2 separate regions of the Homo sapiens genome follow, and region 1 is linked to region 2. A link is a loop called in an ENCODE intact Hi-C map of the cell type or tissue named here. Cell type or tissue: heart left ventricle. All regions are shown on one strand. Each heading gives the region's core, and the rest is flanking DNA. Links, peaks and the distances in the headings are about the cores only.

The links. A loop is a pair of places that touch in the nucleus more often than their neighbours do. Peaks named below come from ENCODE experiments on the same cell type or tissue, not always from the same donor. Only the 100,000 strongest peaks of a DNase experiment are listed, where the experiment ranks them.
Region 1: a loop joins it to region 2, with 2.8 times the contacts of the local background. A loop is called at or near these places in 48 of 110 quality-filtered maps.

The regions. Positions count from the first base shown.
Region 1 is chr7:46,772,142-46,784,910 of GRCh38, forward strand. It overlaps the pseudogene EPS15P1. Among named protein-coding and RNA genes, the nearest start is that of SNORD151, 690 kb to the right of the region's middle. In heart left ventricle, for the core only: a CTCF peak has its summit at 4,818 (motif pointing right); no DNase peak of the experiment used is centred there.
Region 2 is chr7:47,084,210-47,096,978 of GRCh38, forward strand. No RefSeq gene overlaps it. Among named protein-coding and RNA genes, the nearest start is that of SNORD151, 370 kb to the right of the region's middle. In heart left ventricle, for the core only: CTCF peaks have their summits at 4,795 (motif pointing left) and 5,004; a DNase peak (open chromatin) is centred at 4,742.

The DNA.
Region 1 (12,769 bases), core at 3,563-6,062, 310 kb before region 2:
TACATTGTGGAATATTTATTATCCTGTGCAATAGGATAGTACTTGGTCACAAAAACAAACTGCCTTGATGTAAGATAATTTAGATGGGACTTAGAGAGATAATATTAAGTAAAATAATTCACACACAAAATAATGCATCCTGTATTATTCAAGTGAAATAAAGTTTAGAAACAAGCAAAACTGAACTACTGTGGTAAAACTCAGGATAAAAGAGGAGTGATCCAGAGGACACAACTAGGGGATGCAGACTGTAGGCTCTGGCAATGTGTTGATTATTTGGCCTTTGTTATGGTTATGTGAGTGTTCTCCTGTGATGATTTATTGATCAGTATATTTAGCATGTTTGGGGGATTTTTTTTTTACTTTATATTTTCTCTATATGGGCTTCACTTCACAATAAACAAAAAGAGTTTTGTTCATTTTTGTTTTATTTTGTGTTTCATTTTCATGGAAATGAATAAATACATAATACATAGTAAATGTAGCCTATAACAGTCACAGAATTAAGGCTTCATGGATACAGAATTGCTGGGGAAGCCTGGATCCTAGGGCCAGGAATGCTAAAATATACTATACTTAAAACTGAGAAGCTCTGAAGCTCTAGGACCTTGTAATCCTGCTTACTCACAGTGGGAGAGAAATGAGATTGGTGTCTATAAAATGGGATGTGGTTGCTGCAGGACCATTTTCTGGGGATTTTGGACCAACCTAGTTCTCCCTTTGTTTTGCTTGTAGTTTTCAAGAATAACTATAGTATGTGCTGGGAATGCAACATTCTAAAATTAGCAAGGAGCAGGCCAGAACAATCTGTGCTCTGTTCCGGCCCCTCTTCCCCCAAGTAGGATGTCCTTCAATTCTTTAGCCCAGCTCACAAGGCCCCAGAGTATACAATCCAGGGTGAGCTGTCTTTCAGAATCCCTAAGCTGCAGTGCAAATGGGGCACATAAAGAGGAGACACCATCTGCCCTGGGCAATTTTCTCAAGCTTTGGGGGACCAGCTCACAATGGATCCTAGGCTTCTGTTGGCACATGTTGCCAATCTGTACTTAATGAATCCATTTCATGTAACTTTCTGGGCTTGAGGGTTCTGTCTCACCAAACTCAGACAAGTTGGTAACCAGTGCACAGCAAATCGGCTTCACAGTTGCTCAGATGCTCATTTATAAGCTTGCATTTAAAACATGTCTGTAATAAAATGAATGTGAGATAAATAAACTAAGCCTACAAGTGGACATTAAGTAATTGACTTAGAATTTCATTCTGAAGAAGTAGAGTGTTAACTTATGGGAGCCCCTACAGGGGGATACACCTTGACACAGCTGACTTCACACAACCATTGCTGAAAGAAAGACATGTTGATTTTGCCTCAAATCAATCAATCAATAAAATATTTATAAATACCATAAAACCCCAATTTTTAAAAGAATTGTAATGCAATGTAAACAAGAGGGAGGCTCAATCCAAGCCAGCCCTTCCTCTCTCTCTCTCTCTCACTCCATAGTCAGCCTTCCAGCTGGCTGCATGGAGCTTGGTAGGTGGGATCAGGGTTTGGGTAAGGGTAAAAGGGGACATTTTTAAAGGATGCTGTTTGGCAGATGGCTCACTCCTCTAGGACTGGTGAAGCGAAGCGGCAGCAGGCATGCTCAGGGTCTACACATAGGTCTGGTCTGCAATGAGGAAGCCTCTAGGATAGACATAGAGGTTACTCTTTTTTCCCTTTTGGGCTAATGGTGAAACTTCCAGAATGCAGCATGAGGCTTTTGGTACTAACTCCTCCACCATTAAGTCCATCTGAGGATGATGACAGAGAGACAAATATATTGAGGGAGGATTATGCTCTAGGTGTAGACAAACTGGAAGACAGAAAGTTGTGTTAACGAATGTTCACATTACTTTTGAGGAGTGTGTGTGTGGGTGTGTGTTCTTGTGTGTCTGTGATGTATGTGTTTTAAGAGATTAAAAAAAGAATAATTGTATCAGAAAATATAGGCTGCCCACTTGAAGCCTTCTCATAGCAAAGAGTAATGAGGGCCTTGCAAGTCTGCCTGCCTTCTTGGTTCATTGGTTCCTATAAATACATGGATTTGGAAGAAGTATCAAAGATACACATTAAATCTTTTTTACATATCATGTATTTTTCTCAATAGATTAATAATGAACAAAACTCCTTTAGTCCTTCTGTATTTTATTTAGTTACACACAACATTAAAAACCCAATAAAAAAGAAAAGAAAAATATAACTCTTCCAAAAGTCGAATTTTTGATTGGTCCACACTTGCCCTCTGTCCCAAGATCCTTTTTTCCAGGATCTAACATAATAGGTCTAGTTTTACATTCTTTTTTAGTGCACTGTTTATATTAATATTGGCTTGTAAATGCTTGGCTGTGATAGACAGCATGTGAAGCTCCCTGTGATCTCTGAGTGGCTATGGTCTTGAATCCTGGGGATGAGCACTAATTTTCATTGTCATTACTCTATTGCACAATTACTTTTCCTTGTATTGCTAATAAGCAGCTTGTCTCTGGTTATACACTCTCACCTAGTTGGATTTTTTTTTCCACTGGAGTAAGAAAAGCTACATGAAGCAAGTAGAACAGAACAACTTGTTCCCTATGTGCTGGCCATTGGCCTGCGTGGGCATCCAGCCCTACCATGGAATATCTTTTCTGTAAGCAACAATAGAACCTCATTACAACTGGGATGCTTATGACAGGGCAAGAAGTCTCATAACTATGATTTTTTTCCTTTGTGCTACTCTTTCTACTGATCACTAGCAAACCTCCCCCCAAAATTGGGTATTGTATCTTTCCCTAAAGTTATCCACTTATCCATAATCTTCTTGAGCCAAAAGTGACTCCAGAAATCAATGTATTCAAGCAATATCATTTGATAATGTTGTTTATTCATCTAAAGTGAACTAATTATCTATCAAGATGTGAAAGTCTTATGGTATGCCCAATTCTTTTTTTCAAAGTACAATGAATTTCTTCAAAAGACTGTAACTGTAATGAGCCCTGAATTTCTACAAACAAGCTCATCCAAGAAATCTGTATACTGTCCAACACTCACCCTCCCAAAACAAAACTGGTCATCCCAGCTTCGACTCATCTATTATTTTATACAACAAATGGGAGAGATTTCCAGTTGTCCAGGCACTATGCTGTTTGTTGGGATTATAAAAATTCACCCAGTGAAAACATCCCTGTCTTCACAGTTATATTCTACTGAGCAAGGAACATATATAAACAAATAGTTACAATAGGGTATCAGAATGTTAATGATATAATTCAATACAGGGTAAAAATGAATACAGATTCAGCATCATCAGTTATTCCCTGGAACATCAGAAAAGACTTTAGAGAGTGTTAGTCACAAAACAGTCTAAATGTTCAATAAGAGTTTTTAGTTATGAAATGGGAAAGTGATCTCAGGAGAGATGTGACTAGATAATCTATGGTAGAAATTACACGATGACCTTGGGAAACTAAACTAATTGGGCATGGTCAAAATTTAAAATCTGATCTCTATTGCTATGAGAGTTGAGATAGGAGAGACAGGCAGGGGACTGGTAATGGGGACATGCTAGGAGCTTTCACTTCCTTCTCAAATCCTCCTCAACCTCACACAAATAGAGATTAGAGCCTTATGTCCCTAAGCTGCTTAAGTCTTCAGCTTTTAAGACTCCATAGTATACTATTCAAATTTCATAATCATACATTACAATGTGTTTTCAAGGACTATTATTTTATTTGTCTGAAACATTCTCTCATGGCTCATTATTTCACAACTGATCTTCGTGCATAAAACACTGTTTATGTGTAGCACATTCTATGAAACATAAAACCAATGTTTCCAAAGGCACTGTTTTATCATGGCTCATCTAGATTCCAAAGTCCACAATAACCCGGATGATCCATGTGGTCATATCATGCTCTTCACAAGTACATGCCTCTGCTTTATAACACTTGCAACAATATTGACTCAACTGTCCCAATTCCAATTCTTTCTGGGAGTGAGGGATTATGCTTCTCCTTGCTCTCAAACTCCATTCTAAGTCCTGAGTTTGTTCATTCTAAGTCTAAAAAAAAAAAATACATAAAAGAGAAACAACCCTCTTTATAACTTCAAAATACCTCAAGGTCACCAAAAATCTTACCTCTAGTATGAAGGACTTGACAATAATATATAATGACTACTTAAACCACAGGACTCCTAAATTCCATCAGATTAGAGGCTGTTACCTTAACATTTGGTGCTCAATGAGCATTTACTGAATAAGGTGAATAACTGATTAATCTCCTACCTTGTTCCATGAGGGCAGGGATCATACCTGATTTATTCCTGGCACTATGTCTGGCACAAAACAAATGGTTAATAAATGATTGTCAAATGAACTTCCCCTTTTCTTATGACACAAAACACAACCTTATGTTCTTGGTACATGATATACATTATGTTCTTCGTACATGATTATCACCACAGGACTACGTTATTTTTGCTGTCTCCTAGTGCCTTTATTTTATGAATACATGTCTTCTTCCTCTAACAGAAGGCAAACTTGTCATTATTTTCTTCTGCTTATTCAATGCAGCAAACATTCACTGAGCCTACCAGTTCTGTTATGCATTTAAAGGATACAACAATAAATAAGATGTAGTGACTCAAGGAACAAACTCATGAAACTAACATGTTAACACCTGATGAACACATTGTGTCCCAGAAAAGTTGATAGGAAAAGATGTTTAATTCTAATGAAGAGAAAATGGAAGACTCTGGAGAAAGGGTCTCTTGATTTGGCCATGTGGATGCAAGAACATCTATGAACAAAAGGGGGCAGCAAAGTTTGGGAACGTCTAAAAAAATGAGTGTAACTAAGATGTAGAATACATGAAAAAGAATAATGAGGGGAGAGGTGGAGCAAGGTGGCAGAATAGAATGCTCCACTTATCATCTCCCCAACAAGGACACCTATTTAACAACTATCTACACACAAAAAAACACCTTCATAAGAACCAACAATCAGGTGAGCACTCACAGTATCTGGTTTTAACTTCATATCACTGAAAGAGGCACTGAAGAGGTAGGAAAAACAGTCTTGAATCATCTATGCCTCCCCTCCCTCATCCTTTGGCAGTGGCTTTGCAGCATGGAGAGAGAATATGTCCACTTGGGAGAGGGAGAGTGCAGCAAGTGTGAGACATTGCATTTAATTCAGTGCTGCTCTGTTATAGCAGAAAGCAAAATTGGACCAAACTCAGCTGATGCCCACCTACAGAGAAAGCCTTTCAACCAGCCCTAGCCAGAGGGGAATCACCCATCCTGTCAGTCAGAACTTGAGTTCCTGCAAGCATAGCCACCTTGGGCTGGAGTGCTCTGGGGCACTAAGTAAACTTGAAAGGCATCTAGGCCACAAGGTCTGCAACTCCTAGGCAAGTTCTAGTGCTGAACTCAGTTCAGAGCTAGTGGACTGGGGCGGGGAGGGGTACATGATGTACTGAGACACCAGTCAGGGCAGCTAAGGGAGTGCTGGTTCCACCCCTCCTCTATCCTGAGGCTGCAGAGCTCGTTGCTCCAATATAGACCCCTTCCTTCTGCTTAAAGAGAGGAAATGGAAGAATGGGGAGGAATTTGTCTTGCATCTGGGATATCAGCTCAGCCACAGCAGGATAGGACACTGGTCAGAGTCATGAGGCCCCCTTTTCAGGCCTTAGCTCCTGACCAACATTTTTAGCCACATTCTGGGACAAAAGGGAAACCACCCCCTTGAAGAGAAGAACCCAGTCCTGGCAAGATTCATCAGTGGCTAACTGAAGAGCCCCTGCACCCTAAATAACCAGCTGATACCTATGTAGCATGTCATGAGCTTTGGATGAGATCCTGAAACTTGTTGGCTTCAGGTGAGACTCAGAACCTTCCCAGCTATGGTGACTATGGGGAGAGATTGTTTCTCCTTGAGAAAAATGGAGGAACAAGTAAAGGAGACTTTGTCTTGCACATTAGGTACCATCTCTGCCACAGCGGGGTAGAATGTCAAACAGGCTCTTTGGGTACCTGAGCCAAGGTATCGAGACCTTGGCTCTTAGATGGTATTTCTAGACCTGCTCTAAGCCAAAGAGGAGTCCACTGCCCTGAACGGTGAGTCCCACATCAGTCAGCATTCACCATAATCTGACTGCAAAGCCCTTGAGTCTTAAGGAAACATTAACAGTAGCCTGGCAGTACTCTCTATGGGCCTGTGGTGCAACAGCCATGGGGTGAGGCTCCTCTGCCTTTGGAAATGGGAGGGAAGAGTTGGAAGGACTACATCTTGTGGTTTGAGTGCCAGCACAGCTCCAGTACAATAGAACACAAGGTAAACTTTTAAGTTTTTTAACTCTCATCCCTGGCTCCTGGACAGCATATCTGGACCTGGCCAGGGAACTCACTACCCTGAAGGAAAGGACACAGGCCTGGCTGGCTTTGCCACTTGTTGGTGGTAGAGCCTCAGGGCCTTGAGAGAACATAGATGGTAGCCAAAGAATGGTTCCAGCAAGCCTTGAGTGAGACCCAGTCCTGTGTTAGCTTCATGTATGACCCAACACAGTCCTAGTGCTGGTGGCCACAGGGGTGTTTATGTCACTACACCCCTAGCTCCAGGCAGCTCAGAACAGAGAGAGACTCCATTTGTGTAGTAGAAAGTAACAGAAGAGAACAAGAGACTCTGCCTGGTAATCCAGAGATTCCTTCTAGATCTTGTCCAAGACCTTCAAGGTGATACCTCTATGAGTCGGCAAGAACCACAGCACTACTGGACTTTGGGTGCCCCCTAATGCAGATACAGCATAGATCACAACACTTAAGTATTTTGGAACACCTGGAAAGACTTCCCAAGAAGGATGAGTACAAACAACCCTAGACTGTGAAGACTACAGTAAATACCTAACTCTTCAATGCGCAGACACCAACAAACATCCACAAGCATCAAGTCCATTCAACATAATATGACCTCACTAAATGAGTCAAATAAGACACCAGGGACCAATCCTAGAGAAACAAAGATATGTGACCTTTCAGACATAATTCAAAATAGCTATTTTGAGGAAACTCAAAGAAATTCAAGAAAACACAGAGAAGGAATTCAGAATTCTATCAGAGAAATTTAACAATGAAATTGAAATAATTTAAAAGAATTAAGCAGTTCTGGAACTGAAAAATGCAATTGGCATATTGAAGAATGCATCAGAGTCTTGAGAGCAGAATTGATTAAGCAGAAGAAACAATTTGTGAGCTTGAAGACTGGCTATTTGAAAATACATAGAGAAGACAAAAGAAAAAACAGTAAAAAACAATGAAGCACACCTACAGGATCTAGTAAATAGCCTCAAAAGGGCAAATCTAAGAGTTAATTGGAATTAAAGAGAAAGATAGGAGCAGAAAGTTTATTCAAAGGGATAACAACAAAGAACTTTCCAAACATAGAGAAAGATCTCAATATTCAAGTAGAAGAAGGTTATAGAATACCCAGCAGATTTAACCCACAGATGACTACCCTCAAGGCATGTAATAATCAAAATCCCAAAGGTCAAGGATAAAGAAAGGATCCCAAAACAGCAAGAAAAAAGAAACAAATTAATATACAATAGATCTCCAGTATGTCTGGTAGCAGACCCAAAAGATATTGGCATGACATATTTGAAGTGCTGAAGGAAAAAATATTTTACCCTAGAATAGTATACCCAGCAAAAATATCCTTCAAATATGAAGGGAAAATAAAGACTTTCCCAGACAAATAAAAGCTGAGGGATTTCATTAACATCAGACCTGTAGTACAAGAAATGCTAAAGTGAGTATGTCAATCAGAGAGAAAAGGACTTTGATGAGCAATGAGAAATCATCTGAAGGTACAAAACTCATCATTAATAGTAGGTGACCAAAAACCAGAATATTATAACACTGTAACTGTGGTGTGTAAACTACTCTTAGGTAGAAAGACTAAACAATTAACTAATCAAAAATAATAATTCCAACAATGTTTCAAGACATAGACAGTACACTAAGATATAAATAGAAGTAGCAAAAAGTTAAAACTTGGGGGGAAAAGGTAAAGTGTAGAGTCTTTATTAGGTTTTTTTCTTACCTGTTTATTTATGCAAACCATGTTTTTATCAGCTTAAAATAATGGGTTACAAGATGGTATTTGCAAGCTTCATGGTAACCTCAAACCAGAAAACGTTTAACAAATACAACAAAAAATAAGAAGCAAGAAATTAAATCATATAACCAGAGGAAATAACCTTCACTAAAAGGAAGACAGGAAGGAAGGAAGGAAGGAAGGAAGGAAGGAAGGAAGGGAGGGAGGGAGGGAGGGAGGGAGGGAAGGAAGAAGGAAGACACAGCCGCAAAACAACCAGAAAACAAATAACAAAATGGCAGGAGTAAGTCCTTACTTATCAGTAACAACACTGAATATAAATGGACTAAACTCTTTAATCAAGAGTTTAATCAGAATTTAATCAAAAGATCTTAACATATCTCACTGTTTCAATTTAAGTGTTTAATAACCATCTCAAAATAAACTCTTTCAAAATTGAGTTTCTTGATTTTCCCCATAGGATTTCTATTCAACTAATTGTTTTGATGTCAGTGAGAAAGCATCACTGTTGTCCACTGTGTTAAAAACAAAAACTAGAAAATATCCTTTATTTCTCTCAATATCATATCCCATATCCAGTTGCCATCAAGTCCATTTGGCTCTATCTATCCATAAGTTGATCATTTTGTATAGTCTCCACGTAGACAAATTATCAAATTATCTACCATTACAAATCTCTTTGCTTTCCACTATTTTTCATATAGTCTATTCTTAGTCTTTGCAAAGCAGCCAGTATGATGTTTTTAAAACAAAACTCAAGGCAGAGCCAGGCCAGGTAGCTCACGCCTGAAATCCCAGCACTTTGGGAGGTCTAGACAGGCAGATCACCTGGAGTCAGGAGTTCAAAATCAGCCTGGCCAACATGGTGAAGCCCCGTCTCTACCAAAAATACAAAAATTAGCTGGGAATAGTGACATGTGCCTGTAATCCTAGCTACTTGGGAGGCTGAGGCAGGAGAATCACTTGAACACAGGAGGCAGAGGTTGCAGTGAGCCAAGACTGTGCCATTGCACTCCAGCCTGGGCAATAGAGTATTTGCAAGTTTCATGGTAACCTCAAACCAGAAAACATACAACACGCACACACACACACAAACTCAAGGCATATCACTTCTCTTTTTAAATCTCTTAGACTCTCCTGCACACAGGAAGGAATCTAAGGTTTCCCTATGGGCACCAGACTCCATGTAATCTAGTCTTTGGCCACCTCTGATCTCATCTGCTAAAATCATTTCAATCTCTCCTTACTCAGTCCATCCCAAGCCATCCCTGGAAGGTTTCATCCCAACTGGTTCTCACATCCAGTCTTTGCACTTCAGCTGTCTGTCCCTTGAATGCTTCCACAAAACATAGCAGGGGAACTATTATTTAGGCCTCTGTTCAAGTATCACCTCCTTCAAGTGGTCTTTCCTGAGTGTCCACTCTAAGGAGCCTCCCTTCTGTCACCATTTAGCTGTATTTCCCTTTACTTACAGCAAAATTGTAACTAGATAATGCATTACATGTTTTTCTGTTGCATGTATATTCTGTTTCTTTCTCATAAATGTAAACCCTCCTATGGCCCAAATCTTCATTTGCCTTTTTAACTCCTTTATCTCCAGCATGTGGAGCACACTTGGTACACATTAGGAGCTGAAATGCTCCATAGCTGCTGAATCAGTAGCACCAACATGTGTACCCACCACCTTCTCAAGTGTGGCTTTATAAGATGTTCATCATGGTTGAGTGAGGATAAGGGAAAGAATAGTCTGTTTCTTTTATGATATGGTTTGGCTGTGTCCCCATGCAAATCTCATCTTGAATTCCTATGTGTTGTGGGAAGGACCCTGTGGGAGGTCATTGAATCACGGGGGCAGGCCTTTCCCATGCTGTTCTGGTGATAGTGAATAAGTCTCACAAGATCTGATAGTTTTAAAAGGAGGAGTTCCCCTGTACAAGCTCTCTCTCTTTGCCTGCTGCCATCCATGTAAGACGTTACTTGCTCCTCCTTGCCTTCCACCATGCTTGTGAGATCTTCCCAGCCAAGTGGAATTGTAAGTCCATTACACCTCTTTTTCTTCCCAGTCTTGAGTATGTCTTTATCAGCAGCCTGAAAATGGACTAACACATTTTATGATTGGTGCAAATTGGCTACTGATAAAAATCCTGATGATAGGAAAATTTCAAATTTCCTTATAGTAAAAATACTACTTAATTTAATTTTTAGAGACAAGGAAAAACATTTTGCAGAGTTTGGCTCCACTATTGAAAAAGGGATGCTTTAGGTTGAACCATTGTAGCCTCAGATTCTATCTTTTCCTAAATAAACACATTAAAGCCTCATGTGTGAAATTATTTTTTAAAAATATTTATCTGGATTTAAAGAATAACAGATCAACAGATACCTCTCAATGTGTTTGCTAATTAATAAAAATCAGTTTCTTACAACTAATGTTTGTAAGAAAATGTTCATTTTAAGTGCTAAATAGTGAAGAAAATTTATCACCTAAAATACACCCATCAATATAAGGCAAGAAAAAATCTTAACATGCAGCCATTCGCTTTTGCCATGCCCTGTCCTGTTTACTTCTTAAGAGGTTTATTTTTGTACTTTTGCAGAATAAACTTTAGTAATCTAGAACTGGAAGGTACTATATATGTATGTGTGTGTATATATATATATAAAAGAAAAACATATATATATTTCAATTACTTGAAATGTAAAAACTTACCGAATACAAATGGAAAAAGTGATGTGTATTATATCATATTGCTTTTTGTCCATCTTTGTGATTTATTTACTCACTTCATGTTTTTCATTTACAAAATTGTCAAGTTAGCCAAAATAATTCTTGTTTTCTTAATTGGGAGAGAAGAGACCTGACAGATTATCTATACTCTTCATATGTTAAAAGACCATTTCCTGTAAAACTGACCTAGTGCACAAACTGAATTTGAAATAGACTGTGAAGTAAACTATAACTTGTCCTTTTAATTTTGTTTAACATGGTTACTGACTTACATGATGTACTGAATATCAAGATAAAGAAAAATGTGTCTAAAAGCTAATTAGAATTCTCTGGGTCACCAAGTCAAGGTGCTATTGATCTGGGTTAATCTGAGTAACTTATTGTCTAGCCTATAAATAAGTTCCAAAATATCGAATTCAAAAAAAAAAAAAAAAAAAAAAAAGAAGATCTCCCAATCACCACTATTGGGTCCTGGAAGAAATCTTCTGTTATAAGGTTTTGAGAGGTCTTAAAAACAACTTATAAATAGTATGTGATTATAGATGTACAAATATAGACGTGCGTGATAAATCTAGGTCCATGAAAACAAGTGAGGGCCGGGCGTGATGGCTCATGCCTGTAATCCCAGCACTTTGGGAGGCTGAGGGGGGCGGATTACCTGAGGTCAGTTCAAGACCAGCCTGGCCAACGTGGTGAAACCTCATCTCTACTAAAAATCCACAAAATTAGTGGGTGTGGTGGCACATGCCTGTAGTCCCAGCTACTCAGGAAACTGAGAAAGGAGAATCACTTGAACCTGGAAGGTGGAGGTTGCAGTGAGCCAAGATCACGCCACTGTACTCCAGCCTGGGCGACAGAGTAAGACTCCATCTCTAGGGGGGAAAAAAAGGCAAGATTCTGGGTCAGATTACCAGATACCAATTTTTAATCATTAGTTGTTTTACTTGAGAGGATTTTTAGAAAAACAACTTAGCCTTACATTCCTGGTATGTCAAGGAAAAAAGCAAACAAAATACATAAAATAAAAATAAATTATGAATAAATGAATGTAGAAGGGAATGAGTTTTGAAAAAATTTGCGCTGTGGATTTGCAACATCCCCCCATTGCCTTTAACTTTTTATCCACATTTTGTCTGAGACGCACACTGAAAAACATCAATATTGAAAGATTCTAGCAGAGATTCTATAAGCTTCATATTGCTATATCCGCTCCTGTTAAGCCCACCATTTTGAACTAAGCATGACCATAATATTAGCATGTAATATTATAGAATATATGCGTGACATTTCCATTCTGAAGCAGTTTCACTTGTTCTGCCAAATTACTTATAAGAATCCTAATGATAAGCAGAAATGATAGCAAAAGGAATTTAAAGCAGTAGGATTATCTATCATAATGTTTTGTATAGACAGAGATTTTCAGTGCAATTGAGTAAATTAGTAGAAATGCAATTACCATGTCATATTTAACTCTGTGCTTTAGTTTTGTAAGAAACTACCAAACTCTCTACCAAAGTGGTTGCACCATTTCACATTTCATCTGCCAACGGATGAGAGTTTCTGTTGCTCCTTGTTAATTTAGTTTACACTGAAATTACCCAGCCTTTTAATTACTCACTATTTGTATAAGATTCGTTCTAAATAAACCTTAATTCTTTTCTGAAATATTAGAAAGGCTAATTTGTGTGACTTGCAGAGATATCCAGAAATACACATTTAAAGAATGCAAGTCCCTTTGCTCAGATGCCAAACTCAGCACCCTGACTTTCTATTGGCAGCTTGGTACTTCCATAGACAAACACACTCAGAAAGGTGCTTTCTACAAAGAAAGAGCATTGGTTCCCACAGCAAGAAGGTTGCTCCTTAACCATGAATTGGCATGTAGATGTGTGAATCAGATCCTGTAAAC
Region 2 (12,769 bases), core at 3,611-6,110:
AGAGTTAAGATAAAATAGTTAAGAGTTAAGATAATATAAATCACTCAGAAAAAATACATACAGTACAATATATGGGGAAAAGATATAAACAATTTATAGAAGAAAATATATAAATGGTAAATAAGCATAAAACATAATCTCTATCTTGTTTATAATTAGAAATATGTAGATTAAAATAAAAACGAAAATTTTTCCCTCAGATATGCAAAAAAATAATTTTTTTTTGAGATGGAGTTTCACTCTGTAGCCAGGCTAGAGTGCAGTAGTGCAATCTCGGTTCACTGCAACCTCCGCCTCCCGGGTTCAAGCAATTCTCCTGCCTCAGCCTCCCGAGTAGCTCGGACTACAGGCGCACCCCACCACACCCAGCTAATTTTTGTATTTTTGGTAGAGATAGGGTTTCACCATGTTGGCCAGAATGATCTCAATCTCTTGACCTCGTGATCCACCCGCCTCAGCCTCCCAAAGTGCTGGGATTACAGGCATGAGCCACCGCACCTGGCCACAAAAATTTAAGTGATTGATAATATTAATCCATGGTGGGAATGTATACTTATATATTTTAATTAAAGTAGAAATTATCAAAAATTACTAGAACAGCAAATTGGCAAGACCTATCAAAATACACATTATCATTAACTCAATAATTGAGCTTCTAGGCATTAGGTCCAACACAAACACGCATTCCCTGTTAGAGATATGCACAAGGAGGTTATATTATGGAAGTCAAACTATAAGAAACCTCAGTGTCCATCAGTAGTGTAGGTATGTCCACACATACTGTCTCTAAAAAGAATGAAAAGATTTACATGGCCTACTAAGACAAAGACTCCCAAGTTAGAATATATTTTACAGGTAAAATTCAGAAGTTAAAAAACATAACCAACTGCCATCTTCTATGTTGGAACCTTGTGGGAAGAGTGTGGAGCTCGACAAAATTACAAGATTCATGAAAGATTAAACATTTTCATATATCTTAGACTGTAAATGTCAATCCCTCCCTTTGGCACACCTACAGTGGAATTCCAGTTTCTTCTGGGCCCTTATTCAAAGTTAGTTTTCTGAACTCATTTTTATATGGTCTTCCTTTTTCCTTTGGCCTATACTGCCCTTTTGGCTAAAAGGATTTTATTTTTCCCATGTCCTGAAGTTTCCCCATATCCTGAATACTGGCATTTAGTACAAGTGATGGTTTGTTGTTCATCATGCAACATGATTTCACTTTTCAGTATGTTTCTTTACAAGAGACTCTCTGGTTGTTTGATTTACAATCTAGTCCTGCTGTGTATAGCATGGTCTTTGTTCAATTTCATGAACACCATGAGAGTCTGTTTTTTCATGTGGATCCCATTCTTCTCAAGAAGTGCTTGCTCTTCACAGATAGATTTTCACACCTCCCTATAGCTGCTTCCATGAACATGGAAAATATTCAAATTACTCTTTGAGATAGAGGCACTTTGAGTTCAAGCCCCATTTCCTCCCCACTGACTCATCTACTTCTTGTGTTACAATAAATAAGTTAGTGAGTCCTTGAGAAGTAGTCAGTGCACAAAAGCTGTGGTTGTTTAAATTGATATTTTTGTTAGAATTACCTTCTCTGTGCAGATAACAAACTGATGCTTGGTACATTTTCCAAGAGTACTTACATAGTAAAGGTAGAGTGAAACTGGACTTCACAGCCTTAATCCCAAATCCCTCCACTCCATGAGAGCCTCCTCAGTCCTTCCTGATTGCCACGAGCCCTGTGAATTCTGCTTGCCTGCAGAAACTCCTCTTGGGTTATGTGCAATGATTCCTTGACTCATTCATACAAATTGTGTTTGTACATAGCACAAGCTTGCAGTTATTTTTACTAAGTCTATTAAAATTAAAACTATGTAAAGTAGAACCTGAAATCCTGAACATGACCAACATAGGGATTTTTCCATCTCAGGGGAGAAGGTAGAATGAAGGGATTAGATATTAACAAGGCCTGTAGAGGTTCTAGCACCTACTCCTGCAAGACTGGCTGCATATTTTCATTGAACAAAAAGGAGTAACAGTGGAAACCTGCTGCTTGAACTTTCTTTATTTACAAGTCTTGCTTGTTTGTCCTTTTGGATATAGGTGCCTCCATAGAAAGATTACAGAAAAACTCATCACTTCATATTTCAAATAGGGCAAAAGAAATGTGTAACGAGATTTCCCCAGGGTCCCACAATTTCCTTTCTTGAGAAAGGATTTAAAACGCTGCCTTGAAACAGTCCACCGGAATCCCTCAGAGAACTCATCCGTTAGCTGTGGGCAAGACCCTCTGTGTTTTTCCACCTACCCAGGGAGTGATGCCTATTCTGGGGATGGTCCAAGCTCTTCTGGCAATTAGGAATGTCCCACTTTTGAGCAGAAAACTTGCAATCATGAGCACTTTGATGCTGCCTCACATTACATTTGGTAGGTGCTGTGGTCTGAATGTTCATATCCCCAAAATTCATACATTGAAATAACCCCCAAAGTGACAGTATTAGAGGTGGGGCCTTTGGGAGGTGATCAGATCGGGGTAGGGGACAGGAGAGGCCTCATGATGGGATCAGCGCCCTTATCAAGGAGCCCCAGGGAGCTCCCTCATCTCTTCCACCATGTGAAGACACCAAGGTAAGGCACCCTCTGTGAACCAGGAAGTGAGCTCCCACCAGACACCAAATCTGCCAGGGCTTTGATCTTGGATTTTGCAGCCTCCTGATCTGTAAAAAATATATTTTCTATTGTTTAGAAGCCACTCAGTCTATGGTATTTTATAGCAGCCTAAACAAACTGAGACACTAGAGATAGAGTGCAGGGAAAACAAAACAAAGCAAAACAGAACCAGACATTTGAGAGATCTCTTCCCATTAGGATTCTTTAATTGTCATCTAATTGCTGTTCAAAAGAATTGATACAGAGTCAGAACAGAAAACAAAAGCATGTGAAGATCCTTTAACAGCTTCGTAACCGTCAGCCATCCAACAAAACACTGAAGTTCATGCCTATCTAATTAATTTTCTGGCCATCTAAAAATTTAAAAGGTTTGAACTCAAGACTACAAACAAATACAAATTTTCTTTGAAATTGCATACTATATAAAAGAAGAAAGAATGATTTGCCAAGTAGACTATTAGACTCATAACATGCTGACATTCATAGAGAGAAGGCGGAGCAAAGAGACAGGCTTTATTTTATTAGATTTTGTCTTCCCAGCCCTCGCTGGAGCCATTGGAGAGAACTCCATCTAGCTGAAAGACCTGAAACTTAGAACCAAAGCAGCCAATGACTACACAGCCCGACTCCTTCCCAACCCATAGCTAGATCCTGGATTACCCATATGTGAACCAAGGCCAGTGTGGGAAGGGCACTGTGGAAAGCGAACGTACCAGGTTCCCAGGGAACAGCCAGATGAGGCTACCTGCTCCAGGCCAAAGAGAGGGAGCAATGCCACACCTCCTCCCAAGGGGAAGTAGCTCAGGCCTCATGTAAGTGAAGAAAGACCTAGACATTTGCCTAAGGACCAGGTTTCTGGATCTCCTCACACTCAGGAGGAGCACAGCCCCACCCTTCTCAATCCAACTTCTGTAGAAGGAGGTAGGCCCCACAAGCCAGAAGAAATTCTGAAGAAGGAGAAAGAGGGGGTGCGTGGACCTTCTCTCAAGCCTGGTGGATGCCTGTAGGTCCTTCTATCTACCAAATTGCACCTTTCCCCAAGTCCCAGATGGAGCAATCATCCTCCCTCTGCCTCCCCACCTCCCGTGGACTTCAACCCTTATATTCATGTTAGAATCTCTCTGCCTCTTCCTCTGACTTGATTGTTTGCCCTGGAAGGCATGAATCAGACATTCACATCACATAGCCAGGATGTGGTGCAGTCTCTGGAACAGTGAGCCACTGAGGGAGTGGGTACTGGAAAGGTTCATAGACTAACAAACACCTCAACGACTGCTGCTAACTTGGGTGCTTCAAGGCATGTGCCTGAATCCCACCCAGAGATCCCAGCTGCAGAGTCCAAGGCCCTGAGCCCAGCCACACAGCTCAGGAGTGATTTCTTCAGGGCAGAAAGGCCAGGGAGACTCCTCCAGCAGCTGTGCCAAATGCTGTGCCCAACTGTGAGGAAACAGTGGCAAAGAGGTATAGGTTAAATGTGTCTGGTAGTGGGCAGGCAAGGAATGAATTGAGGTGGGGAGAAGGCCAGCAGCTCAGCATGCCGGGGAAGGCACGCTGCCACCTGCTTGAAGCAATCCATTTGGTTGACCCTCTGGATGTCTGCACTCAGCCAAAAGCACACGGATAAATGTCCTACATGGCTCACAAGCTCTGTGGATGAGTCTGTGTCTGTGGACAGAATCCTCAGTCGTCCAGGGTGCTGGCCAGCTGTCCTGCTCAGTGGCTCTATGGCCATGAGCAATACCCCTCTACCAGGCTGGCTGGCCAGCTCTGATGGGCCTGGACACACCACACTCCCCAACACAGGGCACAGAAAAAGTCAAGAAATAAGGATTGATCAAATCTCTATCTGGGGACGATAGGTGACATTAGTCTTTGGAGGGAGCCATTGCTAGTTTTTCAAGCAGGGTGGAATGCGAGGAGAGCTGGGCTTCAGAGGTGTATAGAACCAATTAGGAGTTTTGACCCGCCATGGTTTATTTTAGGATCAGGGAACAGGTGCTTGCTGGCTGGCTGGCCCAACCTTCTGAGGCGCCATCCCAGGCCGCATGTCAGGCGCCCTGTGGAATGTTGGTGCCCACCGCGCTGAGCCTGAACTCTACGCTCAGATGTTGCCATCTAGTGGTGACAAGGTGCAAATCTCACCCTTCGCCCTAATGCATAAAGGATCAGGAATTTTAAAAGAAATACTTTTCTAATAAAGCAAATTAAGGAATACTTTTTATTCACTTTTAAACAATACATAGAAAAGATTGCATTTTTGGTTTTGGCCTCTTTAGCCTCCTAAATATATACAAAAATCACATCAAGAATGTAAACTACCAGAAGTCAAGGAGTTGGAGTTGCCCAAGTGCCTTTATTGAGACTACAGTTTCCCCATGGAGTAAATCTCAGTTCGTTACTTTAATTAAACACATGTCAAGAGATATTTGTGATATGAAGGAATGAAATTTAAATTTTCCCTGCATTTCCTCATTCTGATTCCAACTTGGTTACTTACCAGGTAAATGGCACATAAATTCTCTGAGGCTCATACTCTTCACTGGCAAAATGGGAACGCATGACACGATAATAGGAAAAAGTGATGTGAAAAGACGATAAAACCCTGAAGGCACAACTCTGGGTGTGTCCTGACTGCTCAGGTGTCTCCCAGGGCGGCCCATTTGATGACACAGCCATGGTTTCCTCTCTTGAACAGGGGGTCTGTGTCCGCTTACTTTACCTAAGAGCACACTCACCAGCAGCCCCTGCCAAGAGTGTTCAGTTCGTGTTCTGCGCAGTGTCTAAGATATTCCTAATACTTAACAGATGTCAAAAATGGAATATTCATGATAAAAATACTCTTTAGTTTTCCATAAGCTCCAGTGACTAGAATGAGCCTTTCAACCCATGAAAGGATCCAGTCCTGGCTGGATCCAGAATTCAGGGAGTTCTGAATTTTGTGATTTCAAAGTGCTGATTGGTTAAGATACAGGTTACGTTCCTCCTGCACTACCTACCCAGGCACCTTCCTCAGTGATGAGACTTTACTCCTACAGCCCATCTCTTCCTAAATGGATGGCCAGCTCACCTAGAATCTCTCAGGGATTTTGCACTTAGTCTTACTTCCCGCTCCTAATTTTTAGTTTCTCTCTCTCCTTTTCCACTATGAGCAAACACCCTTTTGTCCCTTGGCTGAAGTCGATCATTCTGTGAGAGTGCTGCCCCTTTGGGTTATGGTTCTACTTGAAATTGATCCGTAACAAACACCTCTATGTCCTCATTGTCATTTCCTGAAAGGAGGTGTAAGTCAGGTGCAGGAGACTGAGAAGAGTAAGGCTGAGCCTCACTCACAGGCACACACTGTGGTGGGACAGAGACATCCCACAGTATAGCCGCAGGCCAAGAGCGAGTCCCCTCAGGGCCCCAGAAAAAGGCAGAGTGGAAATGCCTTCAGCAGGCTTACCCCAGCCCCACATCTTCTCCCAGCCCCTTCTTGCCCATCCCCTGGCTGGGGCTCCCACACCTGTTCCTTTCATATAATGGCCCTCTCTTGGTTCCCCAGACATGCAATGGTTCTGGATGTCCCTGAACCTCTGGCCACAAACTGCTCACTGCCCTTTATTGTTGTTTTTCCTCCTCCTCTCCCAAACCATGACAGTTTCCCAGGGCTGTATAATCTTTCCTCTCCTTCCCTTCTCTTCTCCATGGCCCACTCACCAAACCTATATTTTGAACTGTAGCCACCCATCGCTGGCCCTCCTTGGTGGCCAGGCATGACACCTCACATTTGCAGTAAACACTGTTCCTGACTTCTCCATGGCAGTGGCACCCTCAGCTCAGGCTACCCCATTGTTGTCTTTCATCAATAAGTCCCAAACCCAGGAGTTTCTCTCCTGAGAAATGGGCCCTGGATCCCCACTTCCTCCAGATCCCCCCAGCTGCCCACACTTGCTCTGAATTCTCCTGGAGTTAACACCCACTGCCACCTTCATCTTCCTTGGAGAACAATCATGCCAGGAAGGTCACAGGAGCCGGAGCTGAAATCCCAGCTCTGACATGACACTTCTCTAACCTGTTTCTCATCTACAAAGTGGAGACAATCTCCCAGAGCTGTGGTTCCAATGAAAGATACTGTGGGAGAGCAAACCCCCAATGTGGAATGAATGGGAGACTTCCCTAGAAAAGAGGTCTAGGCATCAGCTCACCTCTACTTATTCTCTTTGTAACCAGAACAAGGGTTTAAACCTTCAGGCCTCAGTTTTCCCATCTGTGAAGTGATCACCTCAGCACCTGCCTCACTCAAGGGTGGTGAGGATTAAACCTAATTCTACACATAAAGGTCTCTGGGATAAACTCCCCAGACCATGTATGTTATTATTATTTCCAATTCTTCTTCATCTGAACTCCTCACCCCAGCATCAAACGTCTACCATACTTTAAATTCTTTCTTCCCTGGCCCTGTCTCTCAACACAGCAAGCATTTCAACACCCATGCAATCATTTGACAAATATTCACACTTTGCCTCTCCTCTGCCTGCATGACTTGGTGCTCTGTGGCACGGAACGCTGTGGGTAGTGACTTCTGCACTGGGCCTGTGATAGGAGGGGTCTGGGCATCAAGCACAGCATCACTAATCCTTCAGTGGGGTCTTCTCCTTCCAGGCTTGGCTGAAAGGTAGCCTCAGCCCTGATCTCTCCCTCAATATCCCCAGGAGGAGACACCAGTCCTTCTTCACTTCCAAGGTTTGCAACTAATGTGTATAGGTAAACAGAGGTTTATAAAAACTCCAAAAGCTCCTCACTCCCATTTTGATCTTAGAGCTGCAATTAGGGGCTGCAGCTCTGATCTTCTCAAGATGGCACCTAGAATGTCACTGGGCCCCAGTCACCTCCTACATTCTGCATTGTTGGGTTTGGGGGAGTTAGCCAGAGCTCCTGATGCACCCACTTCTCTGAGAGGCAACTGAGGAGTGAACACAGCATCACAGCAGGTTCACCATGAGCCACCTGTTTCTAAACAATCCATTTGGTTGACCCCCTGAACGTCTGCACTCAGTCAAGAGCACACTGATGAATGTCCTACATGGCTCATGAGCTCTATGAATGAGTTTGTGCTGGGAAAACTGGATATTCATATGCAGAATGACATTAGACCCCCACCTCTCTCCATATACAAAAATCAGCTAAAAATGGAAGACATAAATGCAAGACCTGAAACAATAAACCTACTAGAAGAAAACATAGGAAAATACTTCAGGACATTGGTCTAGGAAATTATACGAATAAGACCTCAAAAGCACAAGCAACAAAAACAAAAATAAACAGATGAGTTTATTTCAAACTAAAAAGCTTCTGTCCAGCAAGGAAATAATCAACAGAGTGAAAATACAACCTACAAAATGGGAGAAAATATTTGCAAACTACTTATTCAACTGAGGATTAATAGCCAAGGTATACAAGGAACTCAAACACCTCAATGGCAAAAAAAAAAAAAAAAAAAAATCTAATTTTAAACTGGGAAAATGATCTTGAAGAGATATTTATCAAAAGAAGACATACAAATGGCCAAGAAATATATGAAAAAAGGCTTAACATTACTAATCATTAGAAAAATGCAAATCAAAACCACAATGAGGTATCATCTCATTCCAGTTAGCATGACCATTATCAAAAATACAAAAACTAGCAAATGCTGGTGAGGATGCAGACAAAACAGAACTCTTACACACTATTGGTGGCAATGTAAATTAGTACAGCCATAATAGAGAACCACATGGAGAGTCCTCAAAAAACTACAAATAGAACCACCATATAATCCAGCAATCCCACCACTGGTAATTTTTTATCCAAAGGAAAGGAAATCATGGTATCAAAGAGACATCTGCACCCCCACATTTACTGCAGCACTATTTGCAATAGCCAAGATATGGAATCAACTTTTGTGTCCAACAACAGATAAATTGATTTTTAAAATATGGTATATATCACAAGGGAATACTATTCAGCTATAAAAAAGAATTACTGTTATTCACAGCAATAACGATATGGAACTGGAAGGCATTATGCTAAGTGAAAAAAGCCAGGAACAGAAATTTAAACACCATATATTCTCATTCTCATTCATATGTGGAAGCTAAAAAAAAAATGATCTTATAGAAGTAAAAAAAAGAACACAGGATACTAGAAGCTGGGAAGGGTAGGAGGAAAGGAGGGATAGGGAGATATTTGGTGACAGACACAAAATTGCAGCTAGGTAGGTGGAATAAGTTCTAGTGCTCTATAGCACTGTAGGATGACTATAGTTAATAATAGTATTTTATAGTGTTACAAAGAGCTAAAAGGAGGATATTGAAAGTTTCCAAAACAAAGAAATAATAAATGTTTCAGATGATGAGTATACTAAGTACTCTGACCTGATCACTATACATTGTATGTATCAAAACATCACTCTGTAACCCATGAACATGTACAACTATTATTTGTCAATTAAACAATAAAATTTTAAAAACGCAAGTGGACACTCACTGGGGATTCTGGAATGTTCTAAGCTTTACAGTGAGCATACCTAAGGCACCGCTCAGAAGATTGTTTATGTAACAATTCCAGAACTATAAGTACATTAAATATGTGATGATAAATTGAGTGATGAGAGGCTACACATTTTTAACTGTAGGCATGGAGATTTGCTCTTGAATAATTCAGCTTGAGATCTCCTCTCTCCTCTCAACAGTAGCAATTTGCTGTTGACAAACTCCCTGGACATGCATTATACCCTTGACTCCTACAACATTCCTAAAAATGAAGATGGCAAGTACTATGAAATCCATGTTACAAATGAGTAAGTGGAGATTTGGTGAAATTAAGGGACTTGCTCCCAGTCACGCAGCTGGTAAAGGTTCACAGATCTTGGCTTAGAAATTCAAAGAACAGGGCTCTGGCTCCTCTCCCCAAGATAGACACTGAAACTTTCTGTCCAACCATCTCTCAGTGATGTCCATGATATATTCAACTTTGGTTCATTTTGAATTTTCAGAGTTCTCTTTCCCCATGAAATCACTTTTCTGTTTTATTGCAAACATATGACTGGAAGGTCCTTGGAAAGATAGAGTTTAAAATAGAAACATCTGATGAAAACTGTCGCTTGATTATTACTTCTAAAAGAGCTGAGCTGACAAAATACAAAAAAAAAAAAACACATGTATTTGAAAAACTCATAACAGTGGAAATGGGATGCCTGGTCTCCGCCTGACTTTTGACAGTGACTGTGTCTTGTGTGTGTGTGTCCTGACTTCTGACAGTGACCGTGTTATGTGTGTGTGTGTGTGTGTGTGTATGAGAGAGAGAGAATGTGCGAGAATGTGTATGAGTAAGCTTTTATGATTGTGTGTGTTGTGTGAGTATATAGGAGTGTACTGAGTGTGTATAAAAGTGTGTGAGTATGTGTGCATGTCATGCACATATGTGTGAGTGTGCACAAGTGCGCAATATGTATACATGTAAGTATTTTTGTGAGTGCATTGTGTGCATGTGTGAGCATGCATATGACTGTGCATATGTATGTTCTGAGCAAATGTGTGTGTTGGTATGTGTAAGTGTTTGAGTTTGTGTGAGAGTGTGTGAGTTTATACTTGTGAATGTGTGTGAGTGTATGTGTAAGTATGTGTGTGTTAGATTTGTATATGTATGTGTGTGTGAGAGCAAATTTGTGAATGTGAATGTGTGTGAACGAGTGTGCATGTATGAATGTGTATGTATATGCGAAAGAGTATGTATATTTGTGTGAGTGTCTCTGTGTGTTTGTGTGAACTGTGTATATGTATACACATTTGCACACCTGGGTAGCATCCGGCAAATGATACTTACAATCAGGAGTCTTCCTGCCGTTTATCCAGTGTATCTACGTAAGAAACAACTAACTCGAGCACTTTTCAGCACATTATTTCATACACCCTCTACCATTTAAGTCTACGAAAGAAAATGTCACTATGCCTGGTGGCCATGAGGCACCACAAACTAGCACACTTCAAAGAAAGTCTAAAATAGACTCAGACTTACGTGAAAAATGACCTGGGGCAGTTTCATTTCAAAGCATCCCTAATTAACTAATTAGTGAATTAGATAATTCATCAGAATAGCAAAAGTTATTTCTCCCTTAGGGCTTCAGAATTTCTCTTAAACCAGGCACACAGGCATACACACAGGCACAAGCACACATGCACACATGGTTTGCTGGTCAAATCCTGGGTGCTAAGCATAGATAACCACTTTCTATTGTGAACAATACTGACTACCTCTCTTCTCTGGTTTCTGCTGCCTCCAGTTCTTTCTTTGGTGACCAAGTAGGCTTCATTTTTTCAGAGAAAAACCATGATTCCTTTTGAAGCAGTCACAGGTCTTCCCCCCCTTACTTCAAGACACCCCAAAAGGTAACCATGGGGCCTCAGAAGCCTGAAGGCTGAAGATGTCAAGTGCATGGGTTTATAGGGCACCAACATTGGTGGGGGCACCTAAGCCCTGCCTGTATTCACACTAGGTGACATGGCCTTGCCACCATCTCCAGCAAGTATAAAGGGAAATTCTTGACTACCCAGAAATTCAGTGGCCAAATGTTGGATCTTCCAATGAGCAAACTGCTTCACAGAACATAGAGGATGCGTACCCTCAAATTGAACACAGAGCTGCTGGGATTGTGCAAAGCACGAGATTGTGGTCAGAAGACCTGGGTGTTAAGAACCTCTTTTACCTGGTAAAAATGTGGGCACCTGGGCAAGCCACAACTGCTCCAGGCCCAGGTCTCTTCACCCCTAAGATAAAAGAGTCAATAATACCTAAGGTCCTTTAAGGATATAATGTACGGGATTACACAAGTAAATAGGAATTACAATAATTCATGTTAAAATATATATATATATACACACACACACACACACACTATGTTAGGAAGAGGAAACATTCTGTAAAGGAAAATTAAAGCAACTAAGAACAAAATCTTAAATTTTGACAACATTTCTGCGTTTAGATCATCATCCCAAATTTCTAAAAATGTCAAGTGATCAGGAAAGAGAGTTTGCAGGAAGTAAAAGCAAAGGAGTCCTATGGGGAGTTACTGTAAAAACACGATTTAAGTGGTCCATCTCTGTTGCCCAGAGCCCTGTGGGGTGGTGAGGACCACATGGTAGTGCAAGAGGCAGAAAACATGGAGTGTTGGGGTTTGTGAGTCAAGAATAAAGGGGAAGTGAGCAAATTTCTGGTGGAGTCTCTCTCTGTGGAATGTGAGAATCCTTTCTGGCACTCTGGCAAAATGCTGACTTACACCAGGAATTGTGTATGCTCCTTGGGGCCTTAATAAAAAAGAAAAGCAGATGCTGGAGGGGCTGGTTATCATATGGATCTTGGCAGGCATATGGAATTTAACAGCTAAATAGAGAACTCAACAGTTTAAAATGGATATGGCTCTCACCAGCAGGCTTCCATATTAGGCACACACACACACACACACACACACACACACTCTCTCTCTCTCTCTCTCTCTCTCTCTTTCTCTCTCTCTCTCCAAAAGGACGCAAAAGGAGAAATTTCAGCCAGGCATGGTGCCTCACGCCTGTAATCCCAGCACTTTGGGAAGCCGAGGCGAGTGGATCACTTGAGGTCAGGAGGTTGAGACCAGCCTGGCCTACATGGTGAAACTCTGTCTCTACTAAAAATACAAAATTAGCTGGACGTGGTGGCGGGCACCTATAATCCCAACTACTCAGGAGGCTGAGGCAGTAGAATCATGTGAACCCAGGAGGCGGAGGCTGCAGTGAGCCAAGATCATGCCACTGTACTCCAGACTGGGTGACAGAGTGAGACTCTGTCTCAAAAGAAAAAAAAAAAGGGAAATTTCAAAGTATGTCTAACCACAAGGTTAGAACCCACCTTGTGCCCCCTGGGCTTCCTTCTCACCTTCATGAAATTCCTCACCAATTTCTGTTAATGGCGCCTTCTTAGTTTCCAACACTTGAAACCCATATGGCCACACCTATTCACTGACTCCTGCAGCCATGATTCTTACTTCTAGACTCTCTTTAATTTAGTTCCTTTCTCTGCTGCAAAGAGATCCTTGTAAAATACACAC